Regions from separate parts of the Mus musculus genome. Here all the other regions are linked to region 3. Evidence: chromatin loops called from intact Hi-C (ENCODE). Cell type or tissue: left cerebral cortex. All regions are shown on one strand.

Region 1 (2,500 bases), 290 kb after region 3:
ATCCTTTACATTTCCCAAGAACTTAATCACATCTATCATTTTGAGTCTGAAAAGTCACTGATGCTAAAAATACACACTTGCAAGCATACTTCCAGAAATACATGTGGGCATACTTCCATACATACATACATGGACACATTTTCATGCCTTCATGCAGGCCTACTTTCATACAGGCATGCTTCCAAACATGAATAGAGATATATGTACATATATGCAGACATATTTCCATACATGTAAGAATACATGTATATACACATAATTCCATATTTATGTGCAAGCATACCTGTTTACATAAATGCAAGAGTACCAGCAAACATATATTTAGGCAAACTTCCAAACATAAATCTAGATATATGGGCTGGAGAGATGGCTCAGTGGTTAAGAGCACTGACTGCTCTTCCAGAGGTCCTGAGTTCCAATCCCAGCAACCACATGACAACTCACAACCATCTTTAATGGGATCTGATGCCTTCTTGTGTATCTGAAGACAGCTACAGTACTCGTATACATAAAATAAATAAAGGGATCTGCAATCCTATAGATGGAACAACAATATGAACTAACCAGTACCCCCCCAGAGCTCGTGTCTCTAGCTGCATATGAATCAGAAGATGGCCTAGTTGGCCATCAGTGGAAAGAGAGGCCCATTGGTCGTGCAAACTTTATATGCCTCAGTATAGGGGAATGACAGGGCCAAGAAGTGGGAGTGGGTGGGTGGGTGAGTGGGTGGGGGAGCGTGTGGGGGACTTTTGGGATAGCTTTGGAAATGTAAATGAAATAAATACCCAATAAAATAAATTTTAAAAATCTAGACATACGCACAAACATGCATATATATGTGTGTGTATGTGTGTATACATAATATATATGTAAATATATGTGTGGCGTAGGTCCACATGTATATACATGTGGTATATGTAAATACATATGTATACACACACACACACACACACACACACACACACACACACACAAGCATACTTCCATCCATACATGCAGGCATACTTCCAAACATGCCTGCAGACATGCTCCCATATGTACATGATGCCTGCTTCCAAACATATCTGCAGGCATACTTCCAAACATGCCAGTGGACATACTTTCATATACTTACAGGCATGCATACATTTCCTCCAAGTTCAGAAACAGGTGCATCACCCTTGGAGCGCATGGCTGCATCTTCTCCCCCACTTTTGCTCTTGGTCTTACATCACTGGAGCTACTGTTTACCCTGAAGCTGACATTTCCACGTCATCCCACCAGGTGTCTAGAGTCGCCTCCCCCATGACACTCCTGTAACAGATGGTGCAAATGGTCCAGCATGTGGATTCTGATTCACTGCAGGAAAACAACCTGCCAGACGGCTGACGAGCTAGGAAGGAAAAAAACCAAGTTGTTGCTTTAAAAAAAAAAAAAAAAGAATAACCATTATGAATTATCTGTCACACGGTGACTTTTCATTTATCCCTGCTTAGAAATGATTAGTAATTTATTTAAACAGATTACATAAAAGCTTTCAGAGGACTGCCCTGTTTGCAAAGGCTTCTACCAGTGGCAGGAATGTGTCAGCACGAAGCAAAAGAAAAAAAAACTGAACACTCAAACAATATAACATTGGACGCAATTTGATTTTTAAAATTTAAATTAATACGTGGGTTAGTAAGCATGCTTATAAAAAATTTTTCTGCTGATACAAGTTCCAGATCTCTAGAAGAAAACGGAACCTTAGTATTACCAATAGTCTCTGGAACGAGAGAATATTTTCCAAAAACATTTTGTAAGTTCGTTATTTTGTGCTTCTCTTTTGACTATTTGGAAAAGGCAATTTGAAAATATGATAGAATTCTACTGGGCAGAGAACTGAGTGTTGTATTAATAGAGCCTTAGAGTCAGATACTCAATTTCACACCACCCTCTTTATTTGTGCTACTCTTACTTTGGATCATTTTGAGAGCTAAAAGTTCTCTTAGATCTCTCTAAGAAATTTTTCTCCTATAACTCAGAGGTTAGATTGAATATAATGCCAGCAAATTAAGGATATCTTGACTTAGCATTTACCTCTACCATTGATTTGAGTATTGCCTTATATCCTCCTAACAGTAAGATATAGCAAATTCGACACAGGCGGCCTCAGCCTCAGCAGCAGCGGTCGCCATCTTGGTTCCGGGACTCAGCAGAACTTAGGAAATTAGTCTGAACAGGTTAGAGGGTGCGCCAGAGAACCGGACAGCTTCTGGGACGGGCAGAAGCACAGAGCCGCTGAGACAGCACCCTTGGCGGGCCGCAGACAGCCGGCCACCGTCCGGACCAGAGGACAGGTGTCCGCCTGGCTTGGGAGGCGGCCTCAGCCTCAGCAGCAGCGGTCGCCATCTGGGTTCCGGGACTCCGCGGGACCTAGGAAATTAGTCTGAACAGGTTAGAGGGTGTGCCAGAGAACCGGACAGCTTCTGGGACGGGCAGAAGCACAGAGCCGCTGAGGCAGTACCCTTTGCAGGCTGCA
Region 2 (2,500 bases), 280 kb after region 3:
ATGTATTGCTGCTTTTAACTGGAGGCACTTCTGTGGGATCTGGGATGACAGCCCCATGCCCTGAGCCCTCCGTGTTGAAGGCTCAAGACAGCTGTACCTCCATCTCACCTCTCCCAGGAGGACGCCAGGGAGCCCACACCCCCGCCACACTCTCTCGCTTCTAAATGGGTCTCTTTTGTTTCCCTCTTACATAATTTTTTTAAATGAAAGTTCCCCTAATCCACTTTAGTCCTACAGCTATGAGTTAATTTCTCTAGCCCTTCACCTGTCTTCTCAGATCCGACTCTCTAATCCACATCCTTAATTCTAAAGAATAGTCTAGTTTGGGATTTTTCATCCCATGGGAGTTAGGCTTTAGTCCTTTCAGCCTACATGATTATAAGTTTTCTCATGCTTTAACCTTGTATCTCATTGGCTTACACTATGTTGCCTTCCATGTTTTAAATCTCCTCTCTACTCTCAACCTCTATTTTTAGCTATGCCCTCTATTTGAAAGTTTAAACCTCATTTAATCCACTGTCCCTTTTAAGGTCTTTCACTCTTTTTTCTTTTCTTCTTATTTTATGCTGTTTCTGGACGTTAGCCTGTTTTCAGAACGGATGCTTAGGGCCACCTGAGATGCCAAGCCAGCATAATGAATGCAGCGTGAGCTCCTTCGCCCCCTCACTTCCTCCTCTAAGCTCCGGGACCTTCAGTGTGCCGAAGCTGTCCCCAAGAGGCCCTAGAACCTTGGCCTAATAAAACTGGATTTTAAAACTAACAGGAAGTAAACAGGCTCGTTTATGAAAAGAGAAAGTGCACTTGCACTGACTGACCTCTGGCAGACCACAGCCTCTGTGCAGCACTCCTGAGAGCTGTCCCGGTGAGGGGCAGGGGTTGCAGGCATCCCAGGTTAGGATAACTTGTAGGCAGCCCTGCCCAGGCTGCAGGCAGGGCTTGCTGGCAGTGTATTTCCAGGTGTGTCCTCCAACAAGAATGGTCTCCTTATGGTCTCTTCTCTTGTATTAATATAAAGGAAGTCTGCCCACTGCGCTCAGGGAGTCTAAATACAGGAGCAACTGCTGGAGGCTTCCTTTGTCATGATCCGCATTAGAGAGGCCCAGGAAAAGCAGGCCAGCACCATTCACATAATGGAAGTAAGTTTCTCAGAAAATTTTAGGGACAACACTGAGCGGATTCTCTCATTTTGTTTGTTTTTGTTTGTTTGTCTATTGTCTCCTGCTTTCTTAACTCATAAAAAAACAAGTCTCCAAAGGCCTGCTTAGCCACTGAACTGCCACAGCACCATCCTCACCAGCCAGCTCACCACTCTAGTGATGAGAGGCTCACTTGGGAGAACCAACCCTGTTCCATGTTTTAGGACTGACTCACCTATAATTCCTGCCCTGCCTCAGGAAGCAACCACGGCCTCCAACCGTCCTCTTAGAGAACACACCAGATGCCACATCTCTCACATTACCCTTACTGGGCTACACCCCAACTCCCAACCTACTGCAGCGACCTGGTTTTTTTTTTTTTAATGAAGAAGCAACAACTGTCACCCAGGCTGTTTAGACAGGCTGTTGCTAGAACAAGGTACTTTTCAGCAAGCATGGCCCCAGCGTAAATGGTGGGGTACCTTCCCTCGAGTTCTTGGTCAGAGGTGTCCCAAAGACCTCCAAGACATTACAGGTTGTAGATCCCAGGCGTCCATAGCAGCTGTTTAATGTATTGAACCATCTGGCCCAAGCCACGATTTTAGAGTATAAACTTATTTGTGCAACAGAATAATTGTTTCTCTCCCGCTCCCCTTCCCCCCTCCCCTCCCCCATCTCTCTCTCTCTCTCTCTCTCTCTCTCTCTCTCTCTCTCTCTCTCTCTCTCTCTCTCTCTCTCTCTCTCTCTGTTCCTTTTCTAAGTACCAGCACCTCCACCGGAGAGTGAAAGGCCAAGTGCCCATGACGATAGCCGGCTTTCAGTGCCTTTGAATAAGCTCATCTCTATGTGAATTGGAATCATATGTGAAGTTTTTCCCTCAACAACTACCAAAGGGCAAGAGGTGAACATAATTTCTCTTTCTGCATAAAGTTTCTTAGGACTTTCTATTATTCAAGGTCAAGATGCTTTCTGCTGAAATGATGTCTTTTGTTTTCAGTTTATAGTTTGTATCTGGAGAGAGGTGATGAATGGATTCGCTCGTGGTTCCATGTCTCCTTTACTAGTATTTTAATTGGCAGGGCCCAGAACAATGTGCCTTTCATTTGTATTACAGGGCAGAGCTATACACCTCTAGACCTTTCCACTCCTAATGAGACCTGACTCTTTCACCTTCGTAAATGATAATAAAGATCTGAGTGGAAGTAGCTGAGTGTTTTTAAATACTCTAAGTAACTGGGTGGAAACGAATGTCAAGATTGTACTGGTCGTGAAGAGTTTTGTCTGAGCAGATCTCCAACGCACTCATACATTGTGTGTGGCTAGGCAGTGACAAGCCCTGTGTAGTCAACAGGCGAACTGTTTCT
Region 3 (2,500 bases):
GCCACCTAGCAGGCAACTAAGTATTCCTTCTTCAAACAGATCCCAATACAATCATAAAAGAAGCAAGAGGAAAAAAAAACCCTCAGTTCTTTCTTCACCAAAAATATGTCATTTCTTTGGAGTGAAGGTAGGCAAATCAAGTGTTAAAGACTGTGTTTAACATGTATGTATCTCTGGGTTCGAGGCTCAGTACTCTTAGGTGGCACGTTTAGAAGTAGCAGGCTTGAAGGTCATAGAGGGTAGATGGAGAATAGTTAGACTTCTTCTCCAATATTTGCTTCCAGGTTACTTCCCGTGTCCTTGGTAAGGCACTAGTTTTAAACAAGGGAAATCCAGCACAGCTGCCTCTCCTTGGACTTTCAATGCCACAGGAGGAGAGGGGGTTGAAGGAGTCAGGTCATTGTTGGAGCTCCTGATAACACATGGCTCTTGGGAAGTTTGAGGGTTCCTTCCTTTCTTCCTTCCTTCCTTCCTTCCTTCCTTCCTTCCTTCCTTCCTTCCTTCCTTCCTTCCTTCCTCCCTCCCTCCCTCCCTCCCTCCCTCCCCTTCTCTCTCTCTTTCTTTCTTTCTTTCTTTCTTGATTTTTTTGTCAAAGCAATGCGATCTGAAGGCCCATAGGTAAAGGCTTTGGCTGTCAAGTCTGGCAACACAAGGCAGATCCTGGAACTCACCTGAGACAAAGAGAAAACCAACTCCTGCAAGGTCTCCTCTGATCTCCAGATACATTCTAAGATGAACACGTGCACACACACACACAAACACACATCATACATATATAGATAGAAAAATAGACAGACAGATAGATCTAGAAATACATGGCTACATAGATATAGATACATAGATACATAGATAGATAGATCCATCCTTCCATCCATCCATCCATCCATATATACATACATACATACAATACACAGATAGGTAGCAAGAAAGAATAGATTCTGAGCTGAATCTTTATCCCTGGATGGAGACAATGGTTTCTCTCAGAGGACAAAGGCATTCTAGCATCTGGTCTCTTAGAAATCAATTTAAATGGGGCTATATATCACCTGAACAAAAAAAACTGCCCATCAGGAAAACTGTCTGTCCTAGAAAAGTAGAGAATACTATAAAATCTACTTTGGCGTCTAGCTTGGCACTGTGGTCTCCTTGCTGTTCTCCTCCACTGTCATCTCCGTGTTCTCTTCAGTCATGATCCCCATGGCCATTGTCCACTCGTCCCTTAGGGCGACCTTGGTTTATAATCAACTGTCTTATACAATCCACTCTGCATGTCTCCTCTGAATTGTTTGATGAAAAAAGAGATTCCAGTAACAGTGCTGTGAAAAAGACCGTTTCGTGGGCTTCTTTGTGTTGAATGTAGGGTTTTCATTCTTCCCAGAAGAGCCTGGGATACTAAAATGCACTCCATCTCCACCTCCTAGTTACTCACTTTCTTTGCATAAAGCAATGCTCTTATATCTAGCTTTCATTATGTAATTTCTTAACATCTGTTAGAGGCTATAAAGAGATAGTTTACATAAGCCTTAAAGGAACAAGAAAATACAGGGAATGCTCTAGAAGTGTGCTCGCCAGCCAATGTCAGACAAAGTCACGGTGGCCACAGACATCCTTTTTTCTTGTTTTATTGTCTGTTTCCATCTGCTGTGAAGCGAACGGAATGTCAGAGACAGATCTTCTGTATATCTGTAATATATACTACTTGGTGCAGGCTCCATGCTATCCAGAAGTTAGGATCAATGACATCCTGTATGCCAGTGGCTCTTAACCTCCTTTGTGCTGCGACTGTTTAACAGAGCACCTCATGTGGTGTCATTGCTACTTCACAACTGTAATTTTGCAGGTTATGAACCATAATGTAATGGTCTTAGGGTACCCCTATAAAAGGGTCATTTAATCCCCCTACACACACACACTCTCTCTCTCTCTCTCTCTCTCTCTCTCTCTCTCTCTCTCTCTCTCTCTCTCTTACACACACACATACACAGAGCTGCTGCATATGCCTTACCTTCTCCTTTCACAATAGTACCCATGAGTAAGACATGACAATGGCTGTGCAGCCCTGCCCCACATTCATGTTTAACATGCTCTTCGCTGGGTTCCTGGGAAGTAGGGGTGTAAAAAGAGGTGATGAGAAACTTCTAACTCAAGGGTCTTAGTTGAGAACCTACTAATGCAGAAAATAGAATGGGTGGGGGAGGCTTGTTGATCAACCTGAGTTGGATTCCCCAGAGCCCATATAAAGATGGAAGGAGAGAACTGACTTCACACAGTTAGCCTCTCACCTCAGCACACACACACACCCTCCCCGCCCCAATCTTAACTGGCTTTTGTGGTTGCATGTTAGTATTAACACTTAAACAGTTCGCTGAAGAGGTTGTATTGCATGCTAAGAAACACTATCTTAATATTTGAGCCAGTTTTTAATGGGCATGAGGTCGCAGAATGTGTATAACATAAAAGAAAACATACATGCCCCCCCCCCCCCCCCAAGTAGAAGCTC

What was found. Hi-C counts contacts between places; a loop is a spot of excess contacts. Peaks named below come from ENCODE experiments on the same cell type or tissue, not always from the same donor. Only the 100,000 strongest peaks of a DNase experiment are listed, where the experiment ranks them.
Region 1: it touches region 3 in a loop (2.8-fold over the local background); 2 of 42 quality-filtered maps call a loop at or near these places.
Region 2: it touches region 3 in a loop (3-fold over the local background); 2 of 42 quality-filtered maps call a loop at or near these places.

What each region holds. Positions count from the first base shown.
Region 1 is chr15:93,873,158-93,875,657 of GRCm38, reverse strand. No RefSeq gene overlaps it. Among named protein-coding and RNA genes, the nearest start is that of 9430014N10Rik, 53 kb to the left of the region's middle. In left cerebral cortex, no CTCF peak of the experiment used is centred here; a DNase peak (open chromatin) is centred at 1,287; H3K27ac peaks cover 796 bases.
Region 2 is chr15:93,878,104-93,880,603 of GRCm38, reverse strand. No RefSeq gene overlaps it. Among named protein-coding and RNA genes, the nearest start is that of 9430014N10Rik, 48 kb to the left of the region's middle. In left cerebral cortex, no CTCF peak of the experiment used is centred here; DNase peaks (open chromatin) are centred at 119, 639, 1,101 and 1,433; H3K27ac peaks cover 1,728 bases.
Region 3 is chr15:94,159,948-94,162,447 of GRCm38, reverse strand. No RefSeq gene overlaps it. Among named protein-coding and RNA genes, the nearest start is that of Gm41388, 23 kb to the right of the region's middle. In left cerebral cortex, no CTCF peak of the experiment used is centred here; a DNase peak (open chromatin) is centred at 1,478; H3K27ac peaks cover 1,759 bases.